2 separate regions of the Homo sapiens genome follow, and region 1 is linked to region 2. A link is an interaction called in ENCODE POLR2A ChIA-PET data of the cell type or tissue named here. Cell type or tissue: PC-3. All regions are shown on one strand. Links, peaks and the distances in the headings refer to the core of each region. The heading gives the core; the rest is flanking DNA. Region 1 has its middle 86 kb from the start of SLC4A7. Region 2 overlaps LOC105377005 (a long non-coding RNA gene).

Region 1 (10,894 bases), core at 1,219-9,218, 63 kb before region 2:
CCTTTGCATTAAATTGGTCAATATAAGTATTTCCCTAGTTCTGTGGGCTGCTCTAACAAATTAATCCAACCCAAATCGGGGGTTGTGAAAACCCCAAGTTAAAGCTGGTTGGTCAGATGTTCCAGGGGCCTAGATTCATGACTGGTGGGAAGGAGAGGGGGCAGACTTGTGAGATGGAACCCTCATCCTGTGGTTTCTGATGCTATACAGCTGGGATCCACTGCAAAACTGATTGCTTGCATGGTGTGTGGGGAGAAACTCCCACACATTTGCTCACAGAAGTCTTCTGTGTTCGTTGTTGTTGTGGTGTGAGAACAGCAGACAGATGGTTTGAGTTTTTTCCGACACAATTAGGGTTCAACAAAATATAGCAAGGCAATATCCTTTGTGCTCCTATTCCTTTTAGAAATCTTTTAAAGCAGTATGCAGGAAAAAGAAAAGTCCAAGAGTGACTAAAAGAATCTGCAAAGTAAATGAAGGCCAGGGAGGTGCCCACAACAAGCAGGTAGTCTAATGGGGATTTAGATTCTCATTAACACTAGTTTTGGGCCAGGTGCAGGGGCTGACTCCTGTAATCCCAGCACTTTGGGAGGCCAAGGCGGGCAGATCACTTGAAGTCAGGAGTTTGAGACCAGCACAGCTAACATGGTGAAATCTCATCTCTGCTAAGAATACAGAAAGTAGCTGGGCGTGGTGGTGGGAGCCTGTAATCTCAGCTACTCCGGAGGCTGAGGCAGGAGTATTGCTTGAACTTGGGAGACGGAGGTTACAGCGTGCTGAAATCATACCACTGCACTTCAGCCTGGGCAACAGAGTGAGACTCCATCTCGAAAACAAAAAACAAAACAAAACAAAACACCACTAGTCTTGGTCTTTGGTACTAATAAAAATAAAATAATAAGATAAATAAATTATTGCCAGGTGTGGTGGCTCACACCTGTAATCCCAGCACTTTGGGAGGCCGAGGAAGGTGGATCACAAGGTCAAGAGTTCAAGATCAGCCTGGCCAAGATGGTGAAACCCCATCTCTACTAAAAATACAAAAATTAGCTGGGCATGGTGGTGGGAGCTTGTAATCCCAGCTACTCAGGAGGCTGAGGCAGAAAATTGCTTGAACCCGGGAGGTGACGGTTGCAGTGAGCTGAGATGGTGCCACTGCACTGGTCTAGCCTAGGCAACAGAGCGAGACTCCGTCTCGAAAAAAAAGAAGAGAGATAAATGAATTATCAGTAATACATCAGTGTGTGGACATACTACTTCCCTGTTTGACATCTTGAGAAGCCATAGGCCCCAGCTGGGAGAACACATGTTTGGCTCAGAGCTGTGTCTGAACCTTGTCTCCACACCTAAGGAATGGGAGGAGGCAGGCTTTTCAGCTCCTCCACTTTCCCACTCCCCAGTGCAGAGCTCAGTGAGTGACCCAGGACTGGTGCAGAGCCCGTTGTCTCATTGTCACTGGAAATGCAGCAACGCAAAGACTGCTTTATTTCATTTTGTTTGGGGACTAAAAGACAAGAAGATTAAAGCACATGGCACTCGTTTTAAAAACAGGAATAGAACAGATGGGGTACGGAGCATCTACACAATTATTTTATTACTCTTGGGTTGTTACCAATGTTTGCTCCTTCTCAGCACAAAAACACTAGAGACTTTAATGACAGGTGTGTACATGAGTGTGTGTGTGTGTGTGTGCATGCTGACTGATGTGACATTCTCTCATTAGGGTCTTAGAGTCAACCTAGCCAGTCCTAGGCACAGTTATGAAGCAATATCATGGAGCACCTGAATACAAGTTTTGGAAGAGCCCTTTGGAATCATAGTTGCCAACTTCCTCATTTTGTAGTTGAGAATTAAAGTCCAGAGAGATGAGCTTTTTTGGAGAATCATGTAGCTTGTTGATTAAGGTGAGTCATGAGCCCAGGAATCCAGCAAGATACAGTGGAAAGAACACTGGCCTAAGACCCGGTGTCTGGGTCCTTCTACCAGGTCTGCCATCCACTGGCTCACTGCATGATCTTAGATAAGTCATTTAGCCTCTCTGAGTCTCAGTTTCTTCACTTATAAAAAAGACTATAGGCTGGGCATAGTGGCTTTCGCCTGTAATCCTGTACTTTGGGAGGCGGAGGTGGGAGGATCATGAGGTCAGGAGTTCAAGACCAGCCTGGCCAACATAGTGAAACCCCATCTCCACTAAAAATACAAAAATTAGCTGGGCATGGTGACGCATGCCTGTAATCCTAGCTACTTGGGAGACTGAGGCAGGAGTATGGCTTGAACCTGGGAGGCGGAGGTTGCAGTGAGCCAAGATCGTGCCACTGCACTCCAGCGTGGGTGACAGAGCGAGACTCTGTCTCAGAAAAAAAAAAAACAACACATTATAACAACTTAATACGGACCCAGCCCCAGCTTCTCTCAAAGCGTGTGTCATTCCATTTTGCATTGCTATAAAGGAATACCCAACACTGGGAAATTTATAAGAAAAGAAGTTTATCTGGCTCATAGTTTTGCAGGCTACAGACACATGGCACCAGCATCTGCTTCTGGTGAGCCTCCAGGAATCTTTTACTCATGGCAGAAGGCAAAGAGGGAGCAGGTGTGTCACATGGCAAGAGAGGGAACAAAAGAGAGAGAAGAAAGGAGGTGCTGGTCTCCTTCTAACAACCAGCTGTCTCGTGAACTAATAGAACAACCATTCACTCATTATTACTAGGATGGCACTAGGCCATTCATGAAGGTTCTGCCACCCATGACCCAAACACCTCCCACTAGGCCCCACCTCCAACATTAGGGATCACATTCCAACATGAGATTTGAAAGGGACAAACATCCAAACCATATCAGTTTGTGAGAGCAAATGGGTCTGAAAAAAATAAATGATTGCGTGGATGTGGGTATGTGTGGTGTCTATACCAAAATGTAATCTGTGCACTGTTGTGGGAAGAGCTTGGGGAGAGGAGTACCAATTTGTTACAATTATTTTGGTTGGTCCATTGCAAATAATAAATCAGCTCAAACTTGCTTAGGAGGTAGAGAGGGAGGAAGGAGAAGAGAGAGAAAGAGGCAGAGGGGGAAGAACATGGTGGGGTGGATAGAGAGACTGATTTTGACTTATTGATCCTGTAACAGAGAAGTCCAGAGATAAATAGATACAGCTGGATCTAGGAACTCCAGTGATGCCATCTGAGCTCACCCTCTCTCCCCCTTATCTCAATTATCCTCTTTGATGGCTCCATTATTAGGCTCTTCGTGGTGGCTCCTGGTAGATTCAGGCTCACATCACCCTTACAACTTCTAGTCTTATTGGAAAGAATTTCTTGCTTTCTTTCACCCGATTAAAATAAGGGCCTGGCCGGGCACGATGGCTCACGCCTGTAATCCCAGCACTTTGGGAGGCCAAGGCAGGCCTATCAGGAGTTCAAGACAAGCCTGGCCAATATAGTGAAACCCTGTCTCTACTAAAAATACAAAAATTAGCCAGGCGTGGTGGTACACACCTGTAGTCCCAGCTACTTGGGAGGCTGAGGCAAGAGAATTACTTGAACCTGGGAGGCAGAGATTGCAGTGAGCCGAGATTGTGCCACTGTGCTTCAGCCTGGGCGACACAGTGAAACTCCACCTCAAAAAATAAATTAATTAATTCAATAAAATAAAATAAAATAAGGGCCTAACTCTGGTCACGTGCTCATCTTTGAACCAATAACTGGCCAAGGGAAGAGTGTATGGTGACTGGCTTGTGCCTGGAACCTGGGATGGAGACATCTTCACCCAAATAACAAAGATTGAAGTAAGTAGAGGGGGCGGTTTCCAAAAGATAAATGTGGGCACTATACCAGAATAAGGAGGAATGGATCCTAAACAGGAAAAAGATAACAGAAATTGCTGAGAGTCAGGCAAGCCTAGGTTCCCATTTTAGCTTTAGACAAAAATATTCACTTCTTTGAGGCTCAATGTCCTCTTCTGTAATATAACAGGAATAATCTTTTTCTCCAAGGGGTGCAATGAGCATTACAGAAAGTACTATAAGCCTTGTCAGGAAAGCTGAGCAACTGCTGGGAAAGGAATTAATCTGTGAAAGGAGCACGGGGCTCAACAAGACTGTACTAGAAATGTAACAAGATGGAGAAAATCAAATTCCCCTAGTCCACTCAGGAAAAGTGCTACACATGACTGAAAGGAATATATTCATAAACAATTTGGGGTAAGGGTAGAGAACAAGAACTCAAATCCCTAATATGCCTTTGGAGAAGATACAACAATTACTTACAGGGCTTTACTTTTGTTGTAGGTATTTGCAAGTTTGTAACAAGAGTTGAATTGTGCTGGAATGTAGAGGGGACACTGAGCCTTGTTAACGACCTTCATCCTCCATCCATCTCCCCAAGGAAGCCCAGCCTCTTTTCTCACTATGTTGTCATCACATATTTAAAGAATGTGGGTTGAAGGGACGCCAGTGTTTAAAAGCAATTTAGTACATGGTCCTTAGTGGATACTTTATTTTCCCTTTATAAAAAATTTTTCTTAGGTGTGTGAGGGATGGCTGGGAACTCAAAATCATATCATGTAAGCATTATGTTGAAAGAATTGCAGATGTTTAAAAAACAGGGAACCACAGGTATACAGAGGGACTATTGTGACTATTTCACATATTTAAAGGCTGACATGCAGAAAAGGCTTTAGGTGTTTTGAGCAGCTCCAGAGAGTTGAACTAGCAGCCACTGAGGAATGTAGGGACAGGGAGATTTTAGGATACATGGGAAAGCACTTCAACACTTGAAGTTGCCAGCAATGAAATCATTTGCCCTGATATGTACTAAGTTTCTTCTCAGTTCAGGTGTGGGGTGGGTATGGGAACAACCAGTTGTCACAAATGCTATGGAGAGGATTCAGGTCTCCTGTGGACATTTTTCCCTGGAAAGGGGTGTAGAAAATGCAGTGTGTGCCTCGCCCACAGACTTTCCCTCAGACTTTCCATGTCAGTGTGCTCTGGCCGACTTCCACCTTCCAGCGTCTGCATCATGGAGCCTGAGGGAGTTTCTGAAACTGTGGAAGGCCACCCTGTCCTTCTATGTGTGGCAGGTTGAAAGGGCTGGGAAATTATGACTCCCCCAGGAGCAGCCCTCAACAAATGACTCTCAGGATTTGGCATATAAATTATTTGAGCCACCTCACCCTGGGGTGGGATAATTCTGAGGACATGTTTTGTACCATTTCCCAGAGCTTCCCTGAGATTAGACTCTAGCTGCCCACAGAGAAAACTTGCTTAATAACACACCCTTTTATTGGCTGCCTCCCTTTCTCTTCCCCATCTCACTTCCTCTCTCCCTTATGGTGTCCCTGGGATCAATTCCCAACTAAACAACTTACACAGGAATCCTTGTTCCAGAGTATGCTTCTAGGGAGACCCAAAGTATGAGAAGTATCTTCTTCTTCTTTTTTTTTTTTTTTTTTTTTGAGATGGAATCTAGCTCTGTCGCCAGGCTGGAGTGCAGTGGTGCGATCTCGGCTCACTGCAACCTCCGCCTCCCGGGTTCAAGCAATTCTCTGCCTCAGCCTCCCAAGTAGCTGGGACTACAGGCACCTGCCACCACATGGCTAATTTTTGTATTTTTAGTAGAGACAGAGTTTCACCATATTGGCCAGGCTGGTCTTGAACTCCTGACCTTGTGATAGGCCTGCCTTGGCCTCCCAAAGTGCTGGGATTACAGGCGTGAGCTACCGCACCGGGCCGAGAAGTATCTTCTAACAGTGTTTGTTCATTTAGTTGTCAGTTTGCGTGCAGCTACAACGGAATACCACAGATTGGGTGATTTATAAAAATAGATGCTCATGGCTGGGTGCAGTGGCTCACACCTGTAATCCTAGCACTTTGGGAGGCTGAGGTGCGTGGATCATCTGAGGTCAGAAGTTCAAGACCAGCCTGACCAACATGGTGAAACCCCATCTCTACTAAAAATACAAAAATTAACTGGGCATGGTGATTACAGGGCGCCTATAATCCCAGCTACTTGGGAGGCTGAGGCAGGAGAATCACTTGAACTGGGAGGCAGAGGTTGCAGTGAGCCGAGATTGCACCATTTCACTCCAGTCTGGGCAACAGAGCGAGACTCTGTCTCAAAAAAAAAAAAAGATGTTCATTTTGCTCACTGTTCTGGAGGATGGGAAGTCCACGATCCAGAGGCTTCAACTGCTGAGGCCTTTCTTGTTGCATCAACAAAAGGCATCACATGGCAAGAGTGAGCAAAAGAGTGCTGAACTCGCTTTTATAACAAAACCATCCCCACAGTAAGTAACATACTCCCGTGCTAAAAACACCAATCCATAGCCAGACACAGTGGCTCATGCCCTTAATCCCAGCACTTTGGGAGGCCAAGAGGGGAGGATCACTTGAGCCCAGGAGTATAAGACCAGCCTGGCCAACACAGTGAGACCCTGTCTCTATAAGAAATAAGATTTTAAAAAAATTTTTTTAAAGGAAAAAGAATAAAATAAAAATAATAAAAATAAAAAGATTAATTTGGGCTGGGCATGGTCGCTCAGGCCCATGAGCTCAGCACTGTGGGAGGCCAAGGCAGGCAGATCACTTGAGTCCAGGAGTTTGAGACCAGCCTGGGTAACATAGCAAAACTTCGTCTCCATACAAAACAAAAAAAAAAGAAAAAGAAAAGAAAATGAGTGAAGTGTGGTTGTGCATACCTGTAGTCTTAGCTACTTAGGAGGCTGAGATGGGAGGATCAATTGAGCCCTTGAGCTCAAGGCTGCAGTGAGCTGAGATTACACCACTGCACTCCAGCCTGGGTGACAGAATGAGACCCTGTCTCAATAATAATAATAATAATAATAATAATAATCCATGAATGACCTAATCACCTCTTAAAAGTCCCACCTCTTAATACTGTTGCATTGGGAGTAGGTTTCCAGCACGTGAACTTTGAGGGACACATTCAAACCAAGGCAGTCATTCAGCAACCAACACCGGGGTTACTCTGAGGAGTAGATCCTACAGAAGTTAAGGTGACTAACGTGGTTCTTGAGTATGAGAAAAATCAGTGTAGAAGAAGATGAGATGTATCGTGATGTTTTCTGTACCAGAGAGGGTAAGAAATGTTATGAGATTTTAGCCCCAGGAGCTGTCAGGCAATTACCCCATGAGTCCTTTGGCATTTATTTGATTTTCACAAGCAAAGAATATTTTGGGAACAAGAGCTCTTGAAGGCCAGGCCTCCTTGCCTTTTTTGGTCAGGGTCTGCCTGGGAGTCGCACAAGCATACCCATCTATGTTTTCAGGAAGCCCTGTTTAATAGTGTGTCTGCCTTTCCTTTACATGCTCCCTCGGGTGAAGCAAGGCAGATGGAGAAGGCTTTAGCAGACAGCGTGGGCATGTTTCCAAGCCCTCAGGCTGCTGAGCAACAATGCCGATGCCAGCACCAACAGGCTGAGGTGGCTTCTTCATTTTAGAAACAGAAAGGATCAAAATCTCCCAGTCGTCCCAGTCCCTACCCATTCTTTCAAGGCTCAATTTAAAAGCCCACCCCCTCCGTCAAGTCCTTCCTGATCATCTGGTGCCAGCCTGCTGCACCTTCCCTCCTCTAAATGCCTCTGTCATCACTTACAGGACCCTTCCATCTTCTTTCTTTGAGTTACCACCAACGTTTTCTTATATAAATAGGTCTTCTTTGCTGACAGAAACAATAATGACTTTTTACTGAATATGATGTTTTGAGGCTAAGAAGTACAAAGTTTAGTAGGAGCTAAACAGACAATTCAAAAATTTGAAAAAAAACCTATGTGTCTGTCAAGAAGAAAAGGGTAAAATCAGGCCGAGCATGGTGGCTTACGCCTGTAATCCCAGCATTTTGGGAGGCCAAGGTGGGTGGATCACCCAAGGTCAGGAGTTCAAAATCAGCCTGACCAACATGGTGAAATCCCAACTCTACTAAAAATACAAAAAATCAGCCAGGTGTGGTGGCAGGCACCTGTAATCCCAGCTACTCAGGAGGCTGTGGCAGGAGAATCACTTGAACCTGGGAGGCAGAGGTTGCAGTGAGCCAAGATTACGCCATTGCACTCCAGCCTGGGTGACAGAGCGAGACTCCATCTCAAAAAAATAAAGAAAGAAAGAAAGAAAGAAAGAAAAGAAAAAGAGTAAAATTGCTTGTACAGTCATACTGTAAAATATGTATGTAGACATTAAAAAGCAAAAGGTAGCTCTCTATGTAAGGACATGGAAAAATATTTATATCCACCGATGTATTTTTATCATTTTTAATTTTATTTTATTTTTCAATTTATTTAAAAATAAATTATATCCATTAAAACACAGGAAAGAGCTTTAAATGCATATTGCTGAGTGACAGAAACCAGTCTGAAAGGGCTACATACTGTATGATTCCAACTATATGACATTTTGGAAAAGGCCAAAGTACAAAGACAGTAAAAAGATCAGTGGTTGCCAGGGTTAGGGGAGAGGGACAAATAGGCAGAGCACAGAGGACTTTTATGACAGTGAAACTGTTCTGTGTGATACTGTAATGGTGGATACATGACTGTATTTGGTAAAACCCATAACATGCACAATACAGAGTGAACCCTAATGTAAACTGTGGACTTTAGCCAATAATAATGTATCAATATTAGCTCATCAATTGTAACAAATGTACCGCACCAATGCAAGATGTTAATAACATGGGAAACTATGAGCAGGGAGGGGAGTAAATGAGAACTCTCTCCTTTTTTTTTTTTTTTTTTTTTGAGACCAAGTCTCACTCTGTTGCCCAGGCTGGAGTGCAGTGGTGTGATCTCGGCTCACTGCAACCTCTGCCTCCCGGGTTCAAGGGATTCTCGTGCCTCAGCCTCCTGAGTATCTGGGACTACAGGTGTGCACCACCACTCCAGGCTAATTTTTTTTGTATTTTTAGTAGAGACAGGGTTTCACCATGTTGGCCAAACTGGTTTTGAACTCTTGACCTTAGGTGATCTGCCCGCCTCAGCCTCCCAAAGTGCTGGGATTACAGGCATGAGCCACAGTGCCCAGCCGAGGACTCCTATCTATTTGATTTTCTCTAAACCTAAACCCGCTCTAAGAAACAAAGCCTATTAATTTATTTTAAATTATAGAACAATAGGTATAGTATGGTTCCATGTGTATAAAAAATTACATATTTGTGTCTATTTATAGGTTTGGAAACATGGCAAATACTCTAGAAAAATGAGCACCCAATAAACTATTAACAGTCATTTTTCTAGCAAACAGGATGAGTGGCAAAGAAAATGAAAGACTATTACTTTTGTATGAAATAGTTCAGATACAAAAATGTACACAAAATAATATAATGAGCACTTCTGTACTGGGTACCTCTTCTAACCCCACCAACCAGCTTCTGAATAAAAACGTGGGTGAAGGGATTCACTCTTGCCACTCTATGTACTTGTTTTTTGAGATGGATTCTAGCCCTGTTGCCCAGGCTGGAGTCCAGTGGTGCAATCTAGGCTCACTGTAGTGGTGCAATCTCGGCTCACTGCAACCTCTGCCTCCTGAGTTCAAGCAATTCTCATGCTTTAGCCTCCGGAGTAGCTGGGACTACAGGCATGTGCCACCATGCCTGGCTAATTTTTCTATTTTTAGTAGAGATGGGGTTTCACCATGTTGCCCAGGCTGGTCTGGAACTCCTGACCTCAAGTGATCCACCTGCCTCGGCCTCCCAGAGTGCTGGGATTACGGGGGTGAGTAACTGCACCCGGCCTGTAATTGTATATTTTTCAATATTCCTTTTCTTTTTTTCTTTTTTTTTTTTTTTTGAGACAGAGTTTCAGTCTTGTTGCCCAGGCTGGAGTGCAATGATGCGATCTCTGCTCACTGCAACCTCTACCTCCCGGGTTCAAGCGATTCAACTGCCTCAGCCTCCCGAGTAGCTGGGATTAAAGGCGTGCACCACCATGCCTGACTAATTTTGTATTTTTTTAGTAGAGAAGGGGTTTCACCATGTTGGTCAGGCTGGTCTCGAACTCCTGACCTCAGGTGATCCACCCGCCTTGGCCTCCCAAAGTGCTAGGATTACAGGCGTGAACCACCATGCTAGGCCTAATGTTTCTTTTTTACATAAACATTTACTAATATTGTGATTTTTTTTAATAAAGAGAAAAGGTTGAAATGCGATAAATACAAGATGCTGCATGAGAACAAAGGTGGAAGTGATGAATGGAGGAACCGGGGGAGTCCGAAGGCTGGTAGACAAGTGCCATTAAAGCAGGCACAGAATTAGAGGAAGAGAGAAAGAGGAATTTTAGTAGATGCAAAAACAAAGAGTTGGGAAGGGAACAGGAAGTGGTTCTGAAAGTCAGTGGCAGGGAGGAAAGAAAATGTTCCAAGCCTTACAATGGAACCTGGAGTATCTGGTTGCAGTTTGACTGTGAAAGGCATTCAATATTGTGGTAAGGAGGTTGGTCTTTGTGTTGTCAGCACAGAACATCTAGAAGCAGCACCTAAGATGTCTCGAGATCTGCTCAGATGTATTTGATGGGGAGTAGCAGCTGGGAGCAATGGCTGGAATGGCAACACCAGGCACACTGCCAGGGAGTGGACTCCTGTGTCCCCAGATTCAATGATGTTCAGAAAACATGTATTTTATTTTAGTCTTTAAATTTTTTGTTGATTTGACTTGGAAAAGTAAACCTAAATATTTTCTCCCGAAATGTTGAAATAACACAGAAGTATGTGTAAAAACCTGTAACTGCTTCACTTTACCCCTCCCTGCCTCAGGCTTCCCGAAAGTTAGACTCCATTAACTCTGATTATTTTTAGATGCCAAGGTACAGAGAAGACTATGGTCTTCCCAGCATTCTCATAAAAGGGCATGAGCTATCTTCAGGAGGCCCCAGTTAAAAGAGTATATGTTAT
Region 2 (10,894 bases), core at 1,991-9,990:
CTCCCAGGTTCAAGCGATTCTCCTGCCTCAGCCTCCTGAGTAGCTGGGATTATAGGTGTGCACCACCATGCCTGGCTAATTTTTGTATTTTTAGTAGAAACAGGGTTTCATCATGTTTGCCAGGCTGGTCTCAAACTCCTGACCTCAGATGATCCGCCCACCTCAGCCTCCCAAAGTGCTGGGATTTACAGGTGTGAGCCACTGCGCCCAGCTTCTTCCTCCATTTTCTTTCTCATTCTCTCCCCGGCTTTGTTTCCCCTCTCAACTCATTCCTTGATCATTTATGTTTTCCTTTTCCTTTTTATGTCTTCTCATCCCTTTATCCAGGTCTCTACTTTCCACCCCTGCCTCCTGCTTCTTCCTTCTCCCTTCCTATTTCCTCCCCTCTCTCCTAACTCACCACAAAATGGAAATAAATGGTATTTTAAAGCATTTTTTGTAAGAATTATGTACTTTTTTGTTTGCTTAGGTGGAAAAGGACATGATTTTGATGTTTAATGTTTCTTTAAGGAAAAACAACTCTAAATTAATTACATAGTTGGTTTTGCTTTAGGGAATGTAATCAGCAATTTTTAAAAAAGAAAGATTATCCACTCATGCTACATGACTAGTTAGAAATAAATAATTGAGGGAAAATACTTTCATGAACATTATAAAGTGATTTGTAAATATGAGCAGACACTACGGGTAAACACTGATAATATCTAGTGTGGTGGTGTTCACTGATAGCTCTTAATTATTATTTGGCTGTTCTATGTGTAGACATGTCTGAGTCAACCATTTAGGCTACAAATTGAAAACCTCCAACACAGACAGTTTCATCTGAAATATAAATGTGATTATATTTTCCCCCAGGAACATCCTTTTCGAACTAAAAAAAAAAAGAAAAAACCCAACATGGGTTGTAAGTTCTTCTCTCGTGAAGCCATCTACAGAATGGCCAATTATTCTCTGTCGTTGATCTGGAAGAGCGAGTAAGTACAAAGCCACAAAGTTGTCATCTTCTTCAAATAAAATTCTGATCTCTGGCTTGAATGCTGAAAGATTTACTGTTTACTTGTGTGAATAGGTCAAGAGAAATAACTTTTTTCTTAACAGTCATTTTATAAGAAAAGCATATTTCATTTGTTGACAAAACGTTAAGAAAATGAACTGGTTAAGTCTCATTGGTCTTCATGATTGAAATTCTAGCACCCAAAGTGGTAGTGTCAGAGCAATGAGACACCAGATAATGGTCTCAGAAGCCTTCCCAAACAATGTGGCTGATTCATTAGAAGGGGGAAGGGGCAGAAAAGGCCGACTCAGTCCGTTCCTAAGAGGCCATCTATCCTGTCTTGAAGCAGACAGAGTGCTTTACTATGGGGCCTACTTTGGTATATTGGTACAACTATTATTGAATGTTAGAATTATTTTTAGATACTAAGTTTTAAGCACTCTCAGGACAGCTAAAGAAGGTGGATTCTCATCTGAAGCGTTTCTGCTACTGACTGACTCTAGCAGTCAGCCGACTGGCACCTTTAAGATCCATCTAGTATGGTTTGAAGAGCTTGGTATTTGTTTGTCTTTCTTGTGCTACACAAAGACTCTGTGTCTGGGTCTGTCAACTGTGCAGCAAAAATGAGTTTCCACTTTTTGCTGAGCACACAACTAGACTATTTTTCTAAACTTGCCTTGTAGTTAGTTGTGGCCACACAACTGAATTCTGATCTATGGAACAAATTCTGATCTATGGAACAAAATAATGATCTATGACATTATTTTAAGAAATACGTAAGTCTCTTCTCTGCTCTACTTCCCCCTTTACTGGCTAGATGCTGATGACAGTGAGGATTTGAGGAAAGGAGAGCTACATAATAAACTTAACATAAGGGGCCCTGATAAAGAGAGGGTCCACCACCCCTCAGCAACAACAACCTCTTAGGTGAGCAAGAAATGAACGGTTACTATGTTTTAGTACTATATATTTTGAGGTCTATTTATTACAGCTGTTAGTATGAGCCTATGTCACAGTGCATTAGGATTGCTATAACAAATTACCATAGACTGGGTGGTTTATAAACAACAAAAATTTATTTTTCATATTTCTGGAGGTTGGGAGTCCCAGATCAAGATGCTGGCAAATTCAGTGTCCGGTGACAGCCTGCTTTCTGGCTCATAGAATTTGGTAATTTCACTATAAGTTCACATGGTGCAAGGGGCAAGGGAGCTTTCTCCAGCCTCTTTTATAAGGATCCCATCCATGAGGGCGCTTCATGACCTAATCACCTCTCAAAGTCCTCATATCCTAATATCATCATCTTGGGGGTCAGGGTTTCAACATATTAATTGGGAGAGGAGCTGGGCGCGGTCGCTCACACCTGTAATCCCAGCACTTTGGGAGGCTGAGGTGGGTGGATCACCTGAGGTCAAGAGTTTGAGACCAGCCTGGGCAACATGGTAAAACCCTATCTCTACTAAAAATACAAAAATTAGCTGGGCGTGGTGGCAGCCGCCTATAACTCCAGCTACTAGGGAGGCTGAGGCAGAAGAATGGCTTGAACCTGGGAGGTGAAGGTTGCAGTGAGCTAAGATCACACCACTGCACTCCAACGTGGGTGACAGTGTAAGACTGCATCTCAATAAAAAAAAAAAAATTGGGAGAGGAGTGCATAAACATTCAGGCCATAGCACCCTAACTACTAACTGATTGTAATGGCTAGTAATTGAAGTATTGCAATTAAAGGAAGCAGTACCAACAGATGTGCCTTCACAGAAGGCATGGCAAATACGCCTTAGAAATATAACTCTTTTACCTTCTTCTGTTTCTTTCTTTCTTTCTTTCTTTTCTGAGACAGAGTTTCACTCTTTTTGGCCAGGCTGGAGTGCAATGGTACAATCTCAGCTCACTGCAACCTCCACCTCCTAGGTTCAAGTGATTCTCCTGCCTCAGCCTCCCAAGAAGCTGGGATTACAGGCGCCTGCCACCATGCCTGGCTAATTTTTGTATTTTTAGTAGAGATGGGGTTTCACTATATTGGTCAGGCTGGTCTCAAACTCCGGACCTCAGGTGATCTGCCTGCCTCAGTCTCCCAAGGTGCTGGGATTACAGGTGTCAGCCACCGTGCTCGGCCTGTATTTGTACTTTCTAAGTTTTTGCGATACCAACTTATATATACTAGGCAGAGTGCACAAAAAATAATAGATTAAAATGAGGACATTTTTATCCCTCTTGATTTCCTTTAGTTGTTGTTGTTGTTGTTGTTGTATTTATTTTTTTACTCCAGGACAGTCCACCAAGTTGTTTTATTAAAGACAGGGCCACAGGCTAGGCATGGTGGTTCATGCCTATAAACCCAGAACTTTGGGAGGCCAAGGCTGGCAGATCGCCTGAGGTCAGGAGTTCGAGACCAGCCTGGCCAACATGGTGAAACTCTGTCTCTACTAAAAATACAAAAATTAGCCAGGTGTGGTGGTGGGCACCTGTAATCCCAGCTACTCAGTAGGCTGAGGCAGGAGAATCACTTGAATCCAGGAGGCGGAGCTTGCAGTGGGCCGAGATTGCACCATTGCACTCCAGCCTGGGTGACAGAGTGAGACTCTGTCTCGAAAGAAAAAATAAATAAATAAATAAATAAATAAATAAAGGCAGGGCCTTACTATGTTGCCCAGGCTGGTCTTGAACTCCTGGGCTCAAGTGATTCTCCTGCCTCGGTCTCTCAGAGTGCTGGGATTACAGGTGTAAGCCACTGCACCTGATCCCCTCATAATTTTCTAATTTTATCTGGAAGTTTCTGGGACCTTCCTGGGAAACAGAGTCTGAGAGTCTGAGATTTTTGTGCAGAAGGTTAACTGCGGTGCACTTTCAGGATCAGCACTTGTGAAGAGTAAAAAAAACAGAACTAGGCAAAAGCAGAAGTTGAACTCCTATGCAATTGCAAAAGAGGCCTCTGCTGATCCTACAGAGAGCTTTGAAGCTGTGGTAGCCCTTCAAAGTTGTTCCAAATGGAGGCAAAGTGTCTGGGCCATTTTGGATGCTGGCTGTCCCCAGGGAGGAGTGTAACTTTTTTTTTAAGATGGAGTCTTGCTTTTGTCGCCAGGCTGGATTGCAAAGGCACAATTTTGGCTCACTGCAACCTCCACCTCCTGGGTTCAAGTGATTCTCCTGCCTCAGCCTCCCGAGTAGCTGGGATTACAGGCGTATGCCACCACACCCAGCTAATTTTTGTATTTTTAGTAGAGACGAGGTTTCACCATGTTGTCCAGGCTGGTCTCGAACTCCTGATCTCGGTTGATCCACCCGCCTCGGCCTCCCAAAGTGCTGCGATTACAGGCATGAGCCATTGTGCCCGGCCGAGAAGTATAACTTTGGGCTAGATAACTTCTTTCAGCCCAGGGCAATTCTTTGAGAGAAACTGAGTTGTGAGCCATCAGCAGGCAATATCCAGCAGCTGGAGGGGTGAGTTCCTTGATCCGAAAGGGATCTGGTAGGGACATAACATACACTGTATGCATATTAGATGGACTGTATTATTTTGTTACAAAAAGAATAATAGCAGGATAGAAATAGGGAGAAATTCGAGTAAAAAGGAAAGAGAAAAAAAGCATAAATCAGTATTTGAGGAAAAGGGAAAATATAGAAGAAATTGAAAAATAATTAAATAACACTAAAGTATAAAATTATTTGTCATAAACAATCATTTCACAACACAGTGCATTCTAGTTGAAAACAGGCATTGTAATGGCCAAGGTCACTTGGTACATCAGAATTAGAGTTATAGAAAACACCTGTGAATCATGTTTGGCGGCTTGGGCTGTAACCTTCAAAGCACATTAAAATGATTGGAAATGCATTCTGTTAAGCGATTTACCAGCAGAGGTCATTGAGTCAGAAGAACACTCTCAGAGCATGAAGAGGCAGTATGATGAATATTGATGCTGTGAGTAAAGGAATTTAGATTTAGCAACTTTGAGTCTTGGCTTATCTATGAATTGCTGACTTTTAATTGTCTCCTGGGAAATTCAAAATCTATGTATATCTGGCTTTGGAATCCATTATGAGAATATTTTGTTTGCCTACTGACCATCACACTTTGAGTTCCGCCAGAAGCTGACCCTGAGACAAAGATTCGAGGACTAGTGGTTTATTTGAAAGTTGCAGGAAACACTGGTATGGCAGGTGTACGACACAGGGATAGAAAATGCAGCCACTCAAAAGTACGTTAGAAGCTTAGCCCCACCGTGAAATAAAACACACACTTTAGAATTACCTTGGCTCAAGGACTAGGAAGCTGGGGTATCAATCACCAGCACTTATTGGTCATTGGTAATGGCTCCTCCTGGGCATAGTAATTCTAAACTTCAGGCCTGTTTTGTGCACAGGTAGAGCAGGCTCCTTGGGCTTGGGGAAATGGCCTGAGGGCAGAGAGGCACGTACTGACAGCTGGAAGCTTGCAGAGAAGACCTGAGGGATATGAGCAAGGACCTGTCACTGTGGCCTCTGCTACACTGGCAGTCCTAAATATATTTTACTTGTTATGATATAGTCAGTTTCCATCCCCTGAGAACAAACCAAGTTGTGGCCAGGAGAGGGTGCCCAGATGGGTGCTGAGAAACAAGAGGAAACCATTCTGAGATTAAGCATTTCAGTGTGGACTAGGTACAAGGGCAAAACTGAAAGCTGACAGCAGCTTAACCAGGCACTCAATGCTCCTGGAAAAGTCCTATGTATGAAAGCCCACAGAGGTGGTTTCTTCCATTCATTCATTTGGACTATATGATTCCTGAACAGAAGGATAACAACAGAGTGGAACGTTTTCAGGTAGCAGTTACCTTGGTTCTGTGCCAGGTGGATTACTCACTGCTCACAAAGCTCCAGCTGGTATTTACCATCTAACAAAAGAGGAAAGAAAGGAGAAAAGTTCTTCTGCTGATTTTCTCATATCATTGTGCATAATGTGTGAGAGATGAGACAACATGATGGGGAAGAACAAGAAAAATTTCCCATGGATCTCGTTTATTTTTATCATGGGACATCAATTTATTTCTACCACTTAGGGAATATAAGATTCTCCAAAGTTTTGATGCTTTAGCTATATTTTGTTTATTAACTTCATATCTGAAGAATAACATTTAATTGGCTCACTTCCTGAAGGGCTTGTTTCATATCCTTGACTCAGATTACTATTGCATGATGAAGGAACAGCTTTACTCTCTCCTCTGACACAGAGCTGACTGAAGAACAATTCTGTGTCTCCCCCAAAATGAAATAAAGACTAGAGCAAGAAATGCCATGACCCTAAACATTCTCTTATGTTTTTACTAAGAAAATCCCCCTAAAAATTTAATCTGTAAAATCCCAACCAACCAGCCAGGATCATATTATCAAATTTATTTAACAGATCTTTATGTACTTCATATACTATGTACAGACTGTTGAGAGGAATACAGAAATGTGTAGTCCATGCTCCTAAACTTTATGGAGTGTATTAATTTTGAATTCAGAAGGCACGAAAGCAATTAATTGTAACAACCCAAAGTAGAATTAGTGTTCTAATATCACGTGAGAACATTAATGCTGCTAATAGCCCCTCTCTCATTAACCCTTCTAGCCCTTATATTTCATAATACATTATATAGAAGTTTTTTAAATTCTACCTTCAGTAGTTCCCTATGGTTTTTCCAACTCAAATGATAATTTACTTAAGATCAGGAAGCAGATCTTCAGAGCAGTGCTTCCTAAGTGTATACAAAGGCCCGTGATTCTGCATGTCCAGCAATCTCCCAGAGGCCAAGACTGCTGGTCCTCTGATCATCTCTTTTGTCCCCTGTAGCTTTGGCCACACTGTTCAGAAAACACCTGAAGATTCAAGATTGCAAAATTAATTTTGAAACTATCAATCACTCTTATTGCACCAGGAAAACTAGTTAGGAAGTTCTCAAAACACGGTAGATACTTCATGTGCTCAACAAATTATAGGGCAAATTGGATATGTTAGAATACTGTCTCTCCAACATTTACCCTCTTGGTGCTATTCTCTGTGCACTAAGCCTAAAGATTAAACATAGGAACATATCCTGCACTTTTTTTATTTTATTTTTATTTTTTTGAGGCAGAGTCTTGCTCTGTTGCCCAGGCTGGAGTGCAGTGGCATGATCTTGGCTCACTGCAACCTCTGCCTCCCGGGTTCAAGCAATTCTCCTGTCTCAGCCTCCCGAGTAGCTGGGACTACAGGCACACGCCACTGTGCCTGGCTAATTTTTGTATTTGTAGTAGAGACAGGTTTCACCTTATTGGTCAGGCTGGTCTCAAACTTATGACCTCAGGTGATCCACCCTCCTTGGCCTCCCAAAGTGTTGGGATTATAGGTGTTAGCCACTGCGCCTGGCCTATCCTGCACTTTTTAAAGAGGATGAAACATGTGTCTTTGTATTTTAACTCTGGTCTCTCCACAGAATTGCTCAGTTAACATTTCCTCTGGGTTATTTTATTTTATTTTATTTTTGAGATGGAGTCTTGCTCTGTCGCCCAGGCTGGAGTGCGGTGGCACCATCTCGGCTCACTGCAACTCCCGCCTCCTGAGTTCAAGCGATTCTCCTGCCTCAAACTCCCAAGTGCTGGGATTACAGGGACCCACCACCACGCCTGGCTAAATTTTTGTATTTTCAGAGAGAGGGGGTTTCACCATGTTGGCCAGGCTGGTTTTGAACACCTGACCTCAGGTGATCCACCCGCGTCAGCCTCCCAAAGTGCTAGGATTACAGGTATGTACCACTATGCCCGCCCTCAGGGTTATTATACTTGCTTTGCAGAGTAAGTTCTTTTGTAAGAAAGGGTGTGGAACTGAGTGCTGGTCATGGGCTCCAGAACAACTATTAAGCCTCAGTGCTGTGTAACAGTTCCAGAACAGTACATGCGTGGTGACAGCCTGCTGCTAATGTAGCCTAGTCCTCCCCCGCAAAGTAAAACACACAATGCAGGCTTCAGCCTGTTTTGTTTGATATATTTTGTCCCCCTCCAGCAGTTCATTTTATTTATTTATTTATTTGAGACAGGGTCTCACTCTATCGCCCAGGATGGAGTGCAGTGGTGCAATCTCAGCTCACCGCAACCTCCACCTCCCAGGGTTCAAGGAATTCTCCTGCCTTGTTGGCAGGTTGGTCTCTAACTCCTGACCTCAAGCAATCCACCCACCTCGGCCTCCCAAAGTGCTAGGATTACAGTTGTGAGCCACTGCACCCAGCCTACCAGCAGTTGATATTGAAATGAATTCTTCATGGCTTAATCTTTAGTATCCTGGGTCTTTCTTACCCCAGTGTAAGCCCCTCTAGTTATCTAGTGCCTCCCATACATCCCCAAACCAATCTCTGCTTCCTCTTCTTTGCCCTTGATGGGTCTTCCTACCAAACTTTCTCATTCTGCCCTTTGGGACTTTTATTCTCTCCATTGCAGTTTGAGTGATCTTACATAAACACAAGACTGATCAAGTCACTTTGCCTTAAATCCCTCCAAATGGCTCTCACTGCCCTCAAAAAATGCAAAAAATGTTGGAACTCATTAACATAATGGAGAAAGTCCCCACCTTCCACTTTAGCCAGTTTGTTTTAGTTCCTGGAATGTCCCATTCTCTTCTACCCCTGGTTCTTCGAGTGCTGTTTCCTCTATCTGCACACTTTCTCTAGTTTTATTCCTTTTTGTACATTAGGTCTCACCTAGCAGTTTCTATGTTTGAGCCTCTTTCCCTGACCCCAGGAATGAAGCTACCAGGGTTTGCCTGTACTCCCATCAATGCCCTTACCCAGTGCAGAGTAATTTCCTGTTTTCTTGTCTGCTTTCCCTGTTAGGCAGAAAGGTTCACCAGTCTTTGCCTTGTTCATATAGTACCCTCAGGGAGTAGCACGTAATAGATTCTCAACAGAACCACCTTCATGAGCACTGAGAAGGGAGCTGTGGGCTTGGGATTTAATGTTCAGCAGTTGTCCTCTTATACTTAATAATTTATTTTTGAATTTGTGTTTTGTAAATGAAGACCAGTGGAACAATGGAGCATGCACCAGGGGTTTGAAGTCTAGGCTCTAGCCTGGTTCCACCTCACTGGATGCTCTCCTGCCCCTACTCAGTGACTACTGCCATCCTTCTACATCCCCACACACCCACCAACAATCTGGGCACAGGAGGAGCACTATGACCACCTGTGGAGTCACTCACAGAGTCTGCAATGTCTGCAAGGGTCTGCAAATATCCACATGCCCAAGGGAACACGACATTGACTAGCAAATATAAAACATAATTTCAGGTTGAGAAGGAGACTGCAGAAGAAAGAAAAATACTTTTTTCTTGCTTTCTGAACAAGGAGTTTTCCATTTTCATTTTTCACTGGGCCCCACAAACTATGTAGCAAGCCCTGGTTCTCAATGAGTATTTGTTGAAAAGATTAATCAGAGTAATTTGATGAACCAACTGCATGTTGTTTCTTCAAAGCAGTCACCTAGAGAGATTTTCCAACAGTGTTGTCATTTCTTAAAATACTTTGGAACTTTTGAGAAAGTCACTCCTTTGTTTAACAGTTTTTTGAGCATCTACTATGTGCCAGATTCTGGTGTTAAGCAGTGAATTATTCAGACAAGACTGGAAAATCTATTCTTGGAATTACTTTGGAGTGGACTTACTTTTTGAAAGTAGCCAGAAGTCTCTGGGGATCACATTTGGCGAATAAAGTGCACTATAAAGCTAAATAATAGCAATCATATGACTTGAGACTAAAATAAGCTTTATAACAATGAAACCACAAATTAAACATATTGGGTTTCTTGGCCGGGCATGGTGGCTCATGCCTGTAATCCCAGAAATTTGGGAAGCTGAGCAGGGTGAATCACCTCAGGTCAGGAATTCGAGACCAGCCTTGCCAACATGGTGAAACCCTATCCCTACTAAAAACACAAAAATTAGTCCGGGCGCAATGGCTCATGCCTGTAATCCCAGCACTTTGGGAGGCCGAGGCAGGCGGATCATGAGGTCAAGAGTTCAAGACCAGCCTGGCCAACATGGTGAAACCCCATCTCTACTAAGAATACAAAAATTAGCCGGGCATGGTGGCAGATGCCTGAGGTGGGAGAATCACTTGAATCCAGGAGGCGGAGGTTGTAGTGAGCCAAGATCATGCCACTTCCTTCCAGCCTGGGCCACAGAGCGAGACTCCGTCTCAAAAAAACACAACAAAAAATTAGCCAGGTGTGGTGGCGCACTCCTGTACTCCCAGCTACTTGGGAGGCTGGGGCAGGAGAATCGCTTAAAGCTGGGGAGGTGGAGGTTGCAGTGAACCAAGATTGCACCACTGCACTTCAGCCTGGGTGGCAGAGTGATACTCCACCTCAAAAAAAAAAAAAAAAAAAATATATATATATATATATGGGGTCCTTATATGAATTTATAAAATTATTTTAAACAAACATTGAAAATTATTTCTTTCCTTTTTTTTTTTTGAAACGGAGTCTCACTCTCTCGCTCAGGATGGAGTGAGTGGTGCGATCTCAGCTCACCACAACCTCCGCCTCCTGGGTTCAAGCAATTCTCCTGTCTCAGCTCCCCGAGTAGCTGGGATTATAGGTGCATGTCACCATGCCCAGCTAATTTTTGTACTTTTTAGTAGAGATGGGAGTTTCACCATGTTGGACAGGCTGGTCTCAAACTCCAGACCTTGTGATCCACTTGCCTCGGCCTCCCAAAGTGCTGGGATTACAAACGTGAGCCACAGCACCTGGCCAAAAATTATTTCTTAATAAATGTAGAGTATCCCAAGGTTACTACCTTGATGCAGAAATTACAATTTAAATGTAGAAGTTCTATAGTAAATATCTTTTTTTAAAAAAAAAACTTTTTTTGGTCAGTTCCATTTTTCTATATTGTCATTTCTATTTT

What was found. ChIA-PET counts read pairs that join two places held together with the same protein. Peaks named below come from ENCODE experiments on the same cell type or tissue, not always from the same donor. Only the 100,000 strongest peaks of a DNase experiment are listed, where the experiment ranks them.
Region 1: POLR2A ChIA-PET joins it to region 2 with 14 read pairs; 8 of 35 experiments call an interaction of 5 or more read pairs at or near these places.

Annotation. Positions count from the first base shown.
Region 1 is chr3:27,565,021-27,575,914 of GRCh38, reverse strand. No RefSeq gene overlaps it. Among named protein-coding and RNA genes, the nearest start is that of SLC4A7, 86 kb to the right of the region's middle. In PC-3, for the core only: no CTCF peak of the experiment used is centred there; a DNase peak (open chromatin) is centred at 7,374.
Region 2 is chr3:27,502,592-27,513,485 of GRCh38, reverse strand. It overlaps LOC105377005 (a long non-coding RNA gene), which reads left to right. Exons shown (of 3, transcript XR_001740552.2): 3 at 856-965. Among named protein-coding and RNA genes, the nearest start is that of SLC4A7, 24 kb to the right of the region's middle. In PC-3, for the core only: no CTCF peak of the experiment used is centred there; DNase peaks (open chromatin) are centred at 5,825 and 9,825; H3K27ac peaks cover 1,981 bases.